2 separate regions of the Homo sapiens genome follow, and region 2 is linked to region 1. A link is a contact called in ENCODE Hi-C or POLR2A ChIA-PET data. All regions are on one chromosome and are shown on one strand. Each heading gives the region's core, a stretch centred on a gene start or an enhancer-like site at or near the end of the contact. The rest is flanking DNA. Distances are from core to core; before and after follow the strand shown. Region 1 holds the start of RMDN2-AS1 (RMDN2 antisense RNA 1). Region 2 has its middle 20 kb from the start of CYP1B1.

Evidence for each region. Hi-C counts contacts between places; a loop is a spot of excess contacts on that map. ChIA-PET counts read pairs that join two places held with the same protein, here RNA polymerase II (POLR2A). Pooled maps may share reads with other maps.
Region 2: a loop to region 1 is called in a pooled map, with 2.4 times the contacts of the local background. The contact joins the enhancer-like site here to the promoter of RMDN2-AS1 in region 1. A Hi-C loop is called at or near these places in 3 of 37 single-sample maps with no recorded cell type and 10 of 50 pooled maps. POLR2A ChIA-PET finds 5 or more read pairs at or near these places in 3 of 52 experiments (GM12878, activated CD4-positive, alpha-beta T cell and activated T-cell).

The regions. Positions count from the first base shown.
Region 1 is chr2:38,034,174-38,041,365 of GRCh38, reverse strand. It overlaps RMDN2-AS1 (RMDN2 antisense RNA 1), which reads left to right and starts at 5,025. Exons shown (of 4, transcript NR_102712.1): 1 at 5,025-5,216. It also overlaps a transcript of RMDN2 not described here. RefSeq lists a silencer at 2,700-2,769.
Region 2 is chr2:38,092,108-38,099,317 of GRCh38, reverse strand. No RefSeq gene overlaps it. Among named protein-coding and RNA genes, the nearest start is that of CYP1B1, 20 kb to the right of the region's middle. RefSeq lists an enhancer at 1-137. Within about 2 kb of position 2,942, at least 13 of the 41 ENCODE cell types and tissues checked have a DNase peak (open chromatin) inside an H3K27ac peak, as active enhancers do.

The DNA.
Region 1 (7,192 bases), core at 3,776-6,275:
AATGCATCATGGTTATAAATATAAAATTTGAAACTATAAAACCTCTAAAAGAAAACAGGAAAAAATCAAGGAGGAACACATGCTAAGAAGTAGTAGGAGAGGAGGGCAGGTAGTAGATACAGTGTGCATTTGTCAGACACTGCTGGGTGCCTTAGTGTTGATTGTCTCATTTAATTCTTATAGCAAGGCCTGATCCTTGACATCCCGAGTCAGATGGTGAAACTGGAGAAGTTAGGCTATGTAGAAAACCCCCCAAAATGAACCCAAACCTCCTTCAACTAATAAACAATTATAGCAGGATACAAGGTTAATATACAAAAGTCAATTGCTTTCCTATATACTTGTAATAAACAATTGGAATTTGAAATTAAAAACACAATAGCATTTCCAATAGCACAAAAATGAAATACCTAGGTAAAAATCTAACAAAATATGTACACAATCTATATGTGCAAAAGTACAAAACTCTGATGAAAGAAATAAAAAATCTAAATAAATGAAGAGCTATCCCATGTTCATGGATTAAAAGACTCAATAGTGTTTAAGATATTAATTTTTCCTAACCTGATCTGTAGATTTAATGAAATTCCACTCCAAATCTAGGTAAACTATTTTTAGATAGTGCCCCTCTGATTCTAAATTTTATATGGAAAGGCAAAATACCCAGAACAGACAATACAATACTGAAGAATGATGTTAAGAACTAAAATTACCTGACTTCAGGACTGTCTTAGTGTGTTTGGCTATTACAACAAAATACCTTAGACTCGTAATTTATAAACAACATAAATTTATGTTTACAGTTCTGGAGGCTGGGAAGTCCAAGATCAATGTACCAGCAGATGTGGTGTCTGGTGAGGACTTGCTCTGCTTCATAAATGGCACCTTCTTGCTGTGTCCTTACATGATGGAAGGGACAAGGGAGCTTGCTTTTATAAGGGCACTAATCCTATTCATGACAGTAGAACCCTCATGACTTAATCACTCTCCAAAGGCCCCACTTCTTAATACCATCATATCGGGCATTAAGTTCCAGCATGTGAATTTTAGGAGGATGCCAACATGCAGACCATAGCAAAAACTAACTATACAGCTATAAAGTTATAAAGACAGCGTGGTATTGATAAAAGAATAGACACAGAAATCAATGGAAGAGGTAAGAAAGTTTAGAAATAGACACACAAATATAGTCAACTGATCTTTGACAAATAGTAAAAGGCAATTCAATAAAGACTAGTCTTTTAACAAGTAGTACTGGAAAAATTGGATGTCCATATGCAAAATAATAATAATAATAATAATAATAATAATAATAATAATGAATCTAGACACAGGCCTTATACTGTTCAAAAACATTGACTCAAAATGCATCATGGACCTAAATGTAAAATTCAAAACTATACAACTTCTAGAAGAAAACAGGAGAAAACCAAAGAGGAGGAGATGCTAAAAAGTAGTAGGAAGGGGCAGGTAGGGCACACAGTGTGCATTTGTCAGACACTGTCCTGGGTACCTTTGTGCTTATTGTTTCATTTAATCCTTATGGCATGGTCCGATTCTTGACATCCTGGGTCAGATGGCGACACTGGAAAAGTTAGGTTCATGGGAGGGCAGGGCCAGCCTGGCACCCTTCCCAGCTGTCCCTTCTGACCCCATGTGCACCTTCAGGGAACCCATTCTGCAGCCTCAGACACTGGGTGATTTTCTGGCAAGGGAGTGAGAGACAACTTCCTTCTTCTGTTTCAAACCTAATTTATCTCCAGGTGGAGTCAGGGCTTTCTACTTAATGATAGGAGTGAAAAGGCAGAAAAAATGACAAAATCAGGGCGAGGGTGAATGTTCCCATCAAAGCAGAAATGATGTAAACCTTTTGTATTTTCCCAGAGAAGCGGGGGCTGTAGATAGCAGCGACTGTGCTCCTTAAATAAAAGAAGGGTCAGCGACTTCTGAGAAATGGGAAAATGGAGTGCCTGGGGGTGCCCAGGAAGAACTGAAAAGACTGTATGTTGGCTTCCATCCGAGGCTGATCTATGGGCTTCGGGACCAGACAAGTGTGAGTTAGAATCCCATTTCTGTGACTCACCGGTTGAGTGAAATTAGGCAAGTTCCTTATCCTCTCTGAGCCATAGTTTTCTCATTTGTAAAATAAGGACAATCCCAAGTGACTAAATTATTTTACCATAATCATATGGATTAGTTTTAATCCATATGAATATAGTTAAAATTATATGAATATATAATCTTAATCCATGAACATTTTATCTCTCTCTCTGTGTGTGTGTGTGTGTGTGTGTGTGTGTGTGTGTGTGTGTGTGTGTATAGCATCTGGCTTTTAAACTGTTGCTCAAAAATATTATTTTCATTGTCACTTGCAAAGCTCAAATCAAAACTGAGCAGAAGGGAACACCCTTCCCTGTTTGGCTGCCAGGCGGTACACCTCTATGGGAACCACCAGCCTGGCCCTCCGAGTGCTGAAAGGGGCGAAACCTATCAGGGCAGGGATGGGATGGGAGATGCCAAGAAATGACCCAGTGATCCTCCCCAGGATCAGGTCTGGCCAGCCCAAAGTGTCTCTGCCCTTACTAATGCCGGAATACTTGTCAGTCCCAACCCTGTGGGCTGTGAGAAGCACCCAGTGTAATCAACCCACCTTCTATTCCGATTCCAAAAGGCTTTTACTGGGTGCCTGCCATGTGGCAGGTTTTATTCTAGATGCTGTGAATAGAGGTTGATGATGAGTGGTTGGTTTGGCCCTAGCGTAGCTCAGCAACTATAAAAGAGTGCAAACCATGCCTTAAAAAGCTGAGGCTTTAGCTCCAGGCGCAGCTGGCTCCGAGGCGGGGGTTGCAGGCAGCGGTAACCGGGCCTGAACCGTGCAGGAGACAGTTCGGAGTTTCCCAGAAAACAGCTTGCTCAATACGGGGTATCAGTTTTCCTCCCGGCACTTTCCGCCTTGTACCGAGATAACTGAATCAGTAACGCAGAACTCAGCTCATTCTATTGTTGGGGAATCCCAAAAACACCCCAAGGGAGAGAAAGACAAAGTGCTGCACAAAGAGACTCGCAGTCGGCGTCCGCCCTCGCTTGAACGCGTCCCCCTTGCGCCCGGGGGGCGCTGCGCTCCCTCCAGGAGAGGACGCTGCGTCTAAGTCTAAGAGCCTCCAGTGGAAAGTCCCGGAAGCCCTCCCCTGGGCTTGAGATTTTTGCTGGCTGAAATGGAGCCTGGAAGTGCTTTTCTGTGGTTTAGATGGGGAAGGAATGGGGGAAAGAAACGGTTCGGGAAAGGGGAGAATGGAGGGGAGAAGAGGGAAGGAAGATGGCAGGAGCCTCGGAGGTCAGGCTTGCAAGCAAAGCAAACACCAGGCTCCAGAGGGGTTTGCAGGCTACAGAACACCGAGTTTCGAGAGAATCACATGTTTATCTTCTCTTAAAATTCTCATACTGAACGATCTGGATGTGACTCAGCTCACGCAGTCGCTAGCTGTGGCACCGTGTGAGCTACTTAACCTCAGAAAGAGTTTCATCATCTGTAAAATGGGCATCACGGCCTTGTGGAATGGATTAAAAGAGCCAAAGTGCATAAAGCTCACGCAGTATCCTTTATAAGCAGTTTGTAGGTCTCCTTCCTTGAATTTCTTTCAAGCTCCCAATAGCCAACGGGAAGCCGAACACACTTTCACACTAAAAATGGGAATTCAGGGAAGTATCATCAGGTTCTGAACTATGTTTTAAGACTCAAGTCAAACACCAAAACTGAGTCACCACCTAATGTGTGTGCAGCACGTGTTAGGGGCAGTTTGCTATGTGATGACTTGAACGACAGTTTCTCTCTCCTGGGACTTTCATAAAATTCCTTTGGTGTTGCCACACACTTCTGGGATTCTCCACAATGAGCCCATTGCTGAGCCTGTCTCTGCAGATGTTTATTAAACAAGCAGAATTTAGGGGAATAGTCAGCAAGTCTTCACCAAGTTCTTCTATGTGGGCAGCTTTTGTGGTGTGGCCAGGGTATGAGGATAAAGAGCAACTTGGAAAAGTCTGGGGAGAATTTAAGTAGCCTGAAGAGTCTCTGTCCCTCAGGGAGGAAAGCTGAGAAATCGTTTCCATATTTATGTGTCAATTGCTTTATGTCCATTTATTTGATCTTCCTTACAAAATCTTGCATAGAAAATTTCATCCTCATTTTACAGATGAGGAAACTGAAGCTTAGAGAGCTTAGGTCACTTACCCAAGTTCATCCAGGTAGCAAAGTGTCAGGTCTGGATTTAAATCAGGTTGAGTCCAGTACCTTTTTCTTTTTTATATCACGCTGCCTTTCCCTAGAAGCCAAAATTTCTAGGAAATAAATGAACTGCAATGACAAAGCAGCACATTTTCCCATGTTCTTTGCTCTTGATCCCTACCTACTCTTTTCCCGGAAATAGACAATAAAGCCACCAGGATACCTGAGACAGCCTTGGTCATCTTTGTACCGTAGCCAGCACCATGGATTTTTGCCTAGTTACTTTCCCATCAGATTTTAACAGAAAGAACACTGTATTTGCCAGCTCAGTACAGCATATCTCTGGCTCTGTTTTCTCCCCAGCAGGAATCCGAGGGTCTGTCTCTGTATGTGTTATCATCAGACTGGTAAAGAGTTACATGTGTCAGCACAGAAGAAAAGAGCTTTGATGTGAGTTCAGCATGTAAGAAAGCCTTCATTGCTGTCATGCTTTCAACAGGTTCCCCACGACCCACCACTGCCTGCCAAGATGAATGTAAATGAAGCAGAAGTCTCACAGGGTAAATTCAGCTTCCCACGACCTGCAGTTGGACAGGGTGGCAAGGAGATGATGATAATTCCATGGCTCCCAGCTTAATTTCTCTTGGGGAGGGGTATGTGGACTCTTGCTATCCTGGAGTCCATATCATGCAGGACTCCGGAACATAAAAGGCAACAACAGTGAAGTGAGTGCCTGTTACAAACAAGGCTCAACTCAAAGCTAACAATTCTTCTTTATTAGGATACCACTGATCAGAGCTGCAAAGTGTACTCACATCTGTCATTTCGTGTCATTCTTACATAAATCCTGTAGCTGGGCACAGTAGGAAGAAGCATTCTCATCATGGCCACTTAGCTTGCTCGAGATTACACAGAACCATGCCTCTGGTTTCCTGGTACAGTGCTCCGGCAGGTGACGGATGCTCCTGGGTGACATATCACGGATCTCTCTGAGGTGAGATCTTCATGATTCTATATCATAGGCATCTCTTTATCTTCAAGTTGGGCAACATCAGCAGGGTTCCCATGAGTATGTGCCCAGCGAGGCTATTTAGTTCCTCTTATCTTTTTTTTTTTCTACTTGCCCTCGTTTTTCCTGAGATTTTATTTCCTTCCTAGCTGGCATACCTTTCCCTGCTGTGGTATTCAGACCTAAATAGTGTGTGCACCTATTACCTCTGCAGAGTAATTACTGTTTGGTACCATGGTAGAGTTTCTGTGTCCAGATACGGTTGTGAATGCTTGGAATGTAACATTGGGAAAGACAGAACTATTGCTTGTAAGTGGATTTGTGGACATCATGGTGCTATGAGAAAACTAAGTTGAAGATGCTCCTGCATCTTGCTGGTTAAACTAGATATAAACCAGTTGCTTAATAATTCATAGCCTATCCTATCTGTTTCCCACCCTCCTTATCTTCCAGGGACTCATTTATTGAATAACTCATTTTACATGCCTCTTTTATCATATACATTTTTATGTGTATTAGGATGTATTTATGGACTTTATATTCTATTTCACTGATTTGTCTATTCATTCATATTTCTTTGAGTATGATAGCTTTATGCATTTTTTCTTATCTGGTAGGTATTGTTGCCCCTCATTGCTTGACTTCTTCAGTATTTTCACAACTACTCTTACTTGTTTGATTTTCCATTTGAACCTCAGAACATAAAAAGAATCTTGTTGGTATTTGTATTGGAATTTTATCAAATTTGTAGATTAATTGAAGGATATTGGATAATTTTAGGATGCTGTCTTCCTAATCAAAATATAGTGTGTCTTTTTATTTGTTCAAACTTTTGGGGTTCCTTCAATTTCTGCTTGCCTATCAGACATGATTCTTATATTTATTCCTAGATATTTGATCTTGTTTTACTCAGGGTAAATGAGGCATTACCTTCCAGTACACCTTCTAACTGGCTGCCATCTGTATTTGTCATGGCTACTGATTTCTATATATTTATTCTTTTATTGTTGAAGAATGTTTTGTAGTTCGTTCTTTCAGGTTTTTCACACGTGAATTTATTTGCCAACATAAATGATACTTACCATATTCTGTTAATGTATTACTTTCAAATATTCTAATTTGTTTGTCTTTCCTAATTAGAGCTAGTATCTCTAGAACAATATTCAATAATAGTAGTGACAGTGTCATTTTTCCTGTCCTTACTTCAGCATAAATGCTTCTAAATACTTTGTTAGTAGGCATGATGAGCTCAGATAAAAAGCTTTTTTTTAAATATTAAAACAGTATTCCTTTATTTCTACTTATTAAATTTTAAAATCAAGAAAACATTCTTGCCCTTTAAAATATTTTATATTTGTATATGTTTTATCATGAAAATTTTAGTAGGGTATTAATACGTATAATTTATAAATAAATAAATATAAATATATTAGGGGATGACAATTTTTACAACCGATTCAAGCATAAAATAAGAAAGTTTGGAGAGCATGGGTTTAGAGGATTATAATAAATTTTTAAAATTAAAATATCATTGTTTACCACAATACAATTTAATCCTTTTTGATAATGCTGAAGATACTTCAGGATCTCGAATGCTTTAGGATCAGCATTAGGGATACTGTTTATCTTATCAGTTGGTTGAAGGTTGGTTAACTAAGAATAAATCACTGGAAGTTCACCTGTTTGCCTCTGAAAAAGTCTGATCTTTATTGCCCTCTGAATGTCTTCTTCTATGCCAGACAGTTCCAATAAAGCAACTATAACTAGGCTCCCCTAGCCCTCCTGATCTCCCCATCATGTAGGAACCTAATATGTCCAAGATAGTGGTAGAGGGTGAGCCTATGTGGCCTGTGCCCAGCCTCTCTGCATCATCCTCACACAAGTTTAGTGTCACGGCTGAAGGATGCTCTTCTCAGCAGAAGTGGGATAAGAGCTGACACATCTACAGGCAGAGCAGTCAA
Region 2 (7,210 bases), core at 1,693-4,192, 60 kb before region 1:
GGCTCTCTGGCTTTCTCTTTGTTTCCCCTTCAGACTTTGTGGGGGCCACTGTGGGGACATCTTAAGTCATGCATTTCCTAGGCTAATTATTCCAGCGAACTAAGCCTGCTGGGCATTAAGGCTGTGGTTTGTGCTATTACTACTCTAAGATCAACGTTCTCTCCTATTTCATTACGTTCAAGGTCACTAAGGAAAGATTTTAAACCCAAAGCGGTGCCTCCAGAGCCCTGGGGGTTCAGACAAGGCATTGCTTCTCCTAGTATCACCTACATCCTAGCAGCCTCTCATTATTGCAAGTTGTTTTGTGGAATTCTGTAAACGAGGCTAATTTCTCACAATGTTAATAAAACAGATATTTACCTAACCACATTTTTAGAGCAGAGGTGAAGGGACACAATCGGTGTAGAAATTGTTGCAAGAGATCATAAGGTCAGACATCATATACCTTCCAGGCATTCCTGGCGCCTTTCCTTCCTCCTCCCGCGTAACTCTTCCCAGCACAAAATTTCCCTTTCTCAGATCAGAAAGGAAAAGTACACACCCTCTTCGCTTCCTACCCCCCTTCTGCCTTTTCCCCACAGCTGTTCTTGTTGCATTTTCATTTCTCTGTTCTGGTCCATCGATCCTAAAGGCTTTGGAGTCCTGCCCACCCAAACCGGGTATACTCTCTTCATGGGTTCAGAAGTTCTCCTTCTTCCTCAACTACCAGCTTCAAGTTGTCACTACTTTTCTCACTTTCCTTTTTTGAAAACCAGCTTTACTGTGTTCATGATCATTTCTGAGACGTCTTATTAAAAAAAATAGCCCTCCCCACACTTCCTTTTTTTTTAAAGCTTGCATTCCAGCTGGCTAGGAGAAGAAAGGTCCCTGTCGAGCTGGGAGTCGAGGTTTTATTCATTTCCCCTCCATTACAGGAACGCTTCTCCCTCAATCCTCACTGTTAGTAGAAATTCTGCTTAGTTTCTCAATCAAGCCTGCATTTCACTCATCTCAGTCTTCTCTAGCTTCTCTCCTCACTCCCCGAGCATGCTATGTAAAGTTGTATGTGTCATACTTATCCCAATTATTAAAGAAAAAGGACGCTTAACTACCATCGATTGAATTCCCAGTGTAAGTGTCCTTTCCTCCCTAAAAGTAACCTCGAATTCTTCTCTTAGGCTGAGTGATCCTGGGAGAAATGAAATATGTAACATTCTTAAGTATAGGCAGCTACATGCAAACAACCACACACATTCTTCTTCAAATACTTTGGTGAGATGATTCCTATTCTTTAAAGAAAGGCACTTCCAAGGATACAGTTATGAACATTTTGTCTTTTATGTCTTTCCACAGTTACAACATTTTCACTAAGATAAGCAGCTTTTCAATGAATTTGATCCTTTCCTGAAGTAATTGTTCAAAATGTCTCTAATCACCACCCTAACTAGGTTTCCTTTGGGGACTGGGGCTAGCACTGCTCATCTCAGATTGTGAACGTCTATCCTAAACCCATGCAGCATTCTTATCCTATTGTGATGAAATCCACAGGGTTCAAAAGTTAATTCTTCCATGAATGTGTACCAGGTGCTGGGGAAGGCTGGGAAGGAGAGGCTGGGTGGTACAGATGACAGAGTTCCTGAGGGTCTAGTTGAGCAAAGATATATTGAATACAAAACCAAAAATAACAGCATGAAGTCAATGGAATAATAGTGTGAAGTGCTCAAGGGAGCCCAGAAGAGAAAACTGTCCCATAATGGAAAGAGGAGGGTAAAAGGAAGGGAGTTTCACAGCAGACAAGGAGAAGGGGCATTTTTGGCTGAGGAAACAGCCTTGAAATGTAGGCTATACTTAGAGACCATTTAGCAGTCTGGCGTGGCTAGGGGGGAAATTTGATAATTCCATGGGGAATGAGACAGACACAGAATGTCTACCCCAAATCCTACCATCTGGGGGCCTAGAATCCTTCTTTGCTTCATGTCAGTAAGGCCAAGAAAAGTACTTTTAAAGAAGAATTTTAAAAGATTTGCATGGCTAGTGAAATCTTTGGGATTGTAGGAAGAAATCACAATAATAATTAAAATTATTATAACTATTATTTTGTCAAACTCCAAGTGATTTAAGACATACATAGTATTTTATAGCTGAAGGAACTTCAAAGACCATTTCATCCAGCCTGCTTATTTTACAGATGAGGAAATTGAGGCCCAGAGAAAAGTTCCTTGCTGCAAATCCACTGCTAGTTGGGAACAAAGCTAGGCTGGAGCACAGATCTCTTGCTTCCTAAGCCAGATCGCTTGCCACGAAAATGTGCCAATCTGTGCACCCCCACTACCGATTTGTCCTGTTTCTCAGAGAAGAAAAAACAATGGTTAGAGTTTAAGAGGTTTCCCTGAAGTCACCCAACTCCTGGTGGCTCAGATGGGACTCAAACCCGGGATGTTGGGGACATGTAGCCAACACTCTCCTGTAAACATTCTTACTAAAACTAAACCCATTCACGAGGGATGAAGTGTGAGACAGAAGAGTGAGTGTGGTGATTAGAGCCCCCCAACCCACGTATCTCCAGTCATGACCTGAGTAAGAAATACAGGGGCTGAAAGAGGTCTGCTTTGCCTCAGCTACCACCAGCCTAACCACGCACGGCTAAGCCTCAAGGAGTTCTCCTTCTTCACTAAGGGCTTAGCTGCAATGTGGTTTAAATTAGACATTTCTTGCCTGAGTAGAACAAATCACTTAGGTTATACGCTGACAAAAAAGGAACAGTCTGCATGCTTGGAAAGCTTAGGGGGAATTAAATTATGTGCTGTCACTTCAGAGTTGTTCCTCTGTCCTGTACACCACCACCTCTCAATTGCCTGCAGGAGCTGCAGGGCCTTGCGTGCAAGCTGTGCCATAACCCAAGGCTTAACATAAACTTCGGGCTCTCAGGTCATTGGGAAATAACAGGTATATCCGGTTGTGCCTTTTGTGCTTGTCTGCACGCAAATTAAAAGCTCGTGCTATGCTGAACTCCTTGGAGCCTCTGGTTACAGAGAAGGGAGGATGCCTTAGAATGGAATTTTCACACAATTGTCCTGTTTGTTTTTCCAGGGAATTGGGTGATAGTGTGTGTTTGTAAGAAGTTCACACCTCTGGGAGGCTGAGCTCAGAAGGGGCGGGATGTGGAGGTGGCCATGTGCCAGGCGACCCTCTAGGGAGCAGGGCTCCAAAGGACCCCACGTCTGAACTTTGAAGGGACGGTAGTGCTTACGGGGGCGGCGGGGAAGGGCGGGGTTTGCGCAGATCTCAGACTTCCTGGCTAGTAGCAACAATGCCAAGTGCAGAGCTAGGTGGGGAGGGGTGCAGGAAGGGATCTGAAAGCTTGGGGGCCATGTACTCAGGCTGTCACCTCCCTAAGGGAGGCTCCTCACCTCCCTAAGTTTTGTGATGCCCCCACTACAGTTCAGCCCTGAACCCTCCAGATGGCTGATTGGAGTAGGAATGAAGCGTCCACTCCGTCTTCATGTTTCTTCCCATGGGACACAATAATATTCCCTTCGCTGTGACTACAGCCTCCCCCCAGTTAAGTAGGAGAAATCTATGCCTACTGCACTCCAACTGTGAGATTTCCTCTGGCAGGAGTTTGCCTAGCTGGTGCAGCTGGGAAGCAGCAGAGAGTTTTTGCAGCCCGGCGGAACTGAATTCAAATTTCAGCTCAACCAACATAGTGTGTGTGACCTTGATTGATAATTCCAACTCTTCCTGCCTTGCTTTATTTGTCTGTAAAAAAGGGATGAGGGCAATGGTTATCTCAAAGGGTTGGCTGTGTGGGATTAATGAAATGATTTCTGTCAAGTGCTTGGCACATTGCCTGGCTCAAAATGCTCCATATATGGCAGTTCTTACATATATGACAGTACATTATTATTGTTACCATTGGTTTAATTGGCAGAGCTGCGATCCAAAAATTTCAGACTGTGGCTCGATCCTGGGCTTCGATTTCAGGCTGTGGCTAAGAAGCCCTCCTGGCTTCACACCTAACCAGGATCCACATGCCTCTTCCACTGAGCTGGGCTCTCCCAGCTTCCTGACTCAGGCACTACCTCGTCTCCGGGCCGCAGGGGTTTGGGCATCATTCTGTCTGCCTCTTCTTCCTCCTCCTTCCTGGGGCTAAGGTACATCATCTGGGCAGGTAGCTGTCTTGGGAAGATGACATCTTTCTAGCCAGACACCTGGTGGTGGCAACTCTGCAATAGTTTAGAGGGTTGCAGTGGTGTTTCAATGCGCCCACACTTGTCTCAGGGCTATTCTCTTAAAATCAGTAACTGGGACATTATTTTTTCTGAAATCCACCGCACCCTCACCTACTTCCTACGCCAAGACAATAGCCCATTTAGATTTTTCTTGGATGAAGAGACATTCACACACACACACACACACACACACACACACACACACACAAACAAAAAACACACTTTTTTTTTTTTTTTTGAGACGGAGTCTGGCTCTTTCGCCCAGGCCGGACTGCAGTGGCGCTCTCTCGGCTCACTGCAAGCTCCGCCTCCGGGGTTCACGCCATTCTCCTGCCTCAGCCTCCTGAGTAGCTGGGATTACAGGCGCCCGCCACAACACCAGGCTAATTTTTTGTATTTTTTAGTAGAGACGGGGTTTCACCGTGTTAGCCAAGATGGTCTCGATCTCCTGACCTCGTGATCCACCCGCCTCGGCCTCCCAAAGTGCTGGGATTACAGGCGTGAGCCACCGCGCCCGGCCCAAAAAACACACTCTTAAGTTTAGACAATGGTTCTCAAAGTGTGGTCCAGGCACCCCGTCGGGATGGCCCCTGAGACCCTTTCCAGGAAACCCACAAGGTTACAGCTGTGGGAATAAAACATTATTTGCATTTCTAACTCTCATTCTCTTACAAATTTACTGGGGGGTCTTTCTGCAGAAACAGATGTGAGTCACCTGCTATCTTCTGTTAAGTCATAAATTAAAGAGATTTGTAACAATATTTTTTAAAACTGCCCACTCTGACTAAATATTTGTAATTTTGGAAACTAGTTATTTTCCATAAAATGTTATTTATGTTAACATGTATTAGGTTTATTATTTTTAATGAACTAACAAATATTTTATAAGTTTTTCAGCTTTAATTTCTAGAATTATAAATATTGATAGATACTTAGCTAAACAATAGTTCTTTGGACTCTACAATATTTTTTAAGACTTTGAAGAGGTTCTGAAAACAAAACATTTGAGAAACATTGAGCTAAGATTTTGGCACTGGGGCCTATGAAATCATTGCTTTTGCTCACTTACTTCTAAATAAAACCATCATTTCTGAGGATTGGAATAGTGTGAATTTTATGGTAATTTCAATATAATGGGTTTGAGTGTAGCAGATCTAGTCATGAAGCCCATGTGGAGGCTGCATGCCAACTCTCTGCATGTTCCAGCCACTGTGTTAAAGGAAGATTTTCTAAGCCATCCCAAGATTTGATTGTAAATTGTGGAGATTAAATTGCTGGGCAGATACCAAGGATATTCTGCAAGGGGAGGGGAGGAAGAGGGTGTGAGTTGCATCAGGCTCTGGCAACAAGATGGCTTTGCTTGTTGTGGTCTTGGGCTCCTGGAGGGAGTCAGCTCACAGGGCAGGAGAAGGCAGTGGGGTGGCCCAGGTCCCTAATAGGCATAACAGTACTAGAGACCTCTACAGTTACTGTAGTTAGAGGGGTGGGGCTTCTGTAAGACTTAGGATGATACGCAGTGAGTCAACAAATGTGTACTGGTGTGGTATAGATGGGCTTTGGTGCCTGCAGACCTGAATTCAAATCCTGACCCCTCTCACTTGCAACCTCTGTGACATTTGGCAAATAGTTTACTGTCTCTGAGCCTTAATCCCTTTGTATATAAAGCAGGCTAAATATACCAATATTTTTAGGATGATTGGGAGAAATAAATGAAACTGTCAATGTAAAAAATAGAAAACAGTGCCTGGCACTTAGGGGGAAATATTAGCTACTTTCTCTGTCTCCAAACTTGTTGTGTGGTGTGGGAGACTCTAAGGGAACGGAGGAGCTTAAGCCACAGGCCCTGGCCTTATGATGATAACATCAGAGAGAATGCTCCTCACATTTAGCAGGACACAGTGCTCCGACTGTGGTACTCAAAATTGTTGTGGTGTTTATTCCTTGTTGAGTGATATGTGTTACTCAGGAGGCTGAGGCAGGAGGATCCCTTGAACCCAGGAGTTCAAGACCAGCCTGGGCAACATAGAGAGACCCTGTCTCAAAAAAAAAAAAAAAAAAAAAAAAGATACGTGTAAGTTGCTCTTCACCTCTCTGATTTGCTGCAGGAAGCCTCAGGTATTAGGTTCAGAGTCCAGAGTAAATGAGGGCAGAAATGGAGGTTCCCACCAGCCCTGAGTGCCTTCTGTGCACTTGCTGTGGAAGAGGATTCCATTTTACCCCGTAGCTCCCGGGATTCCACTGGGGTGTGGCTGGTAACCTGGGGGCTCAGGGCTCAGTCACATCCTTATTGCACCAGAAAGTCCCTGAAATAGTGTAGGAGAATGAGGTGCCTGGGGGCATGGCTGCTGGTTGGAGGCCACAGTGCCACCTTCTCAAGGCTCAGAAACTGGGAAGCCTTCCTTCCTTCTGCATTCAAACCCTTAAAATGCACAACCCACCCCCCGTGGCTGACTCAGCACAATGGGAAAAGGAAAAACGGAGGTTAGTCAGCCCAAGAGTACAGACCATTGAATCTAACTTTCCATTTTGGACTGGAGAGCATTCGAGACAATTTCCTCCCTGGCCTTTAGTAAGGGAGAGCTGGGAGTCTCCCGTTCTGCCTTCTGGTACAGGCTCCAGAAGTAGGCTGTTTCCCTCATTGTGGCTGTCAAATGGGCTGTATGCCCCAGGTCTGAGGCCACAGTACACTTTGACTCAGAGCTGTAATGTAAGAAAAAAAGGCGGTGTTTTCTGGGAAGCTGGATAGCGTTGCGTCATTTGTACAAATCACCACCGGGAGGTCCCACGACAGCACTCCCTTGAGTTTCCTCCCAATTGCACTGCACAGCATGGAGTTTTCTGAACTCTCCTCAGCAGGGAATTGCATGAGTGTTGTCCTGGAGCCTCATTGCCACAGGGCTACAAAGCATCCGTAACAGTCACAGAGGGACTGACCGAAAGCATAGCTTGGTGGAAGAGGCCTACTATGGCCTCATCAGGCTCTTTTGGGAACATGGCAT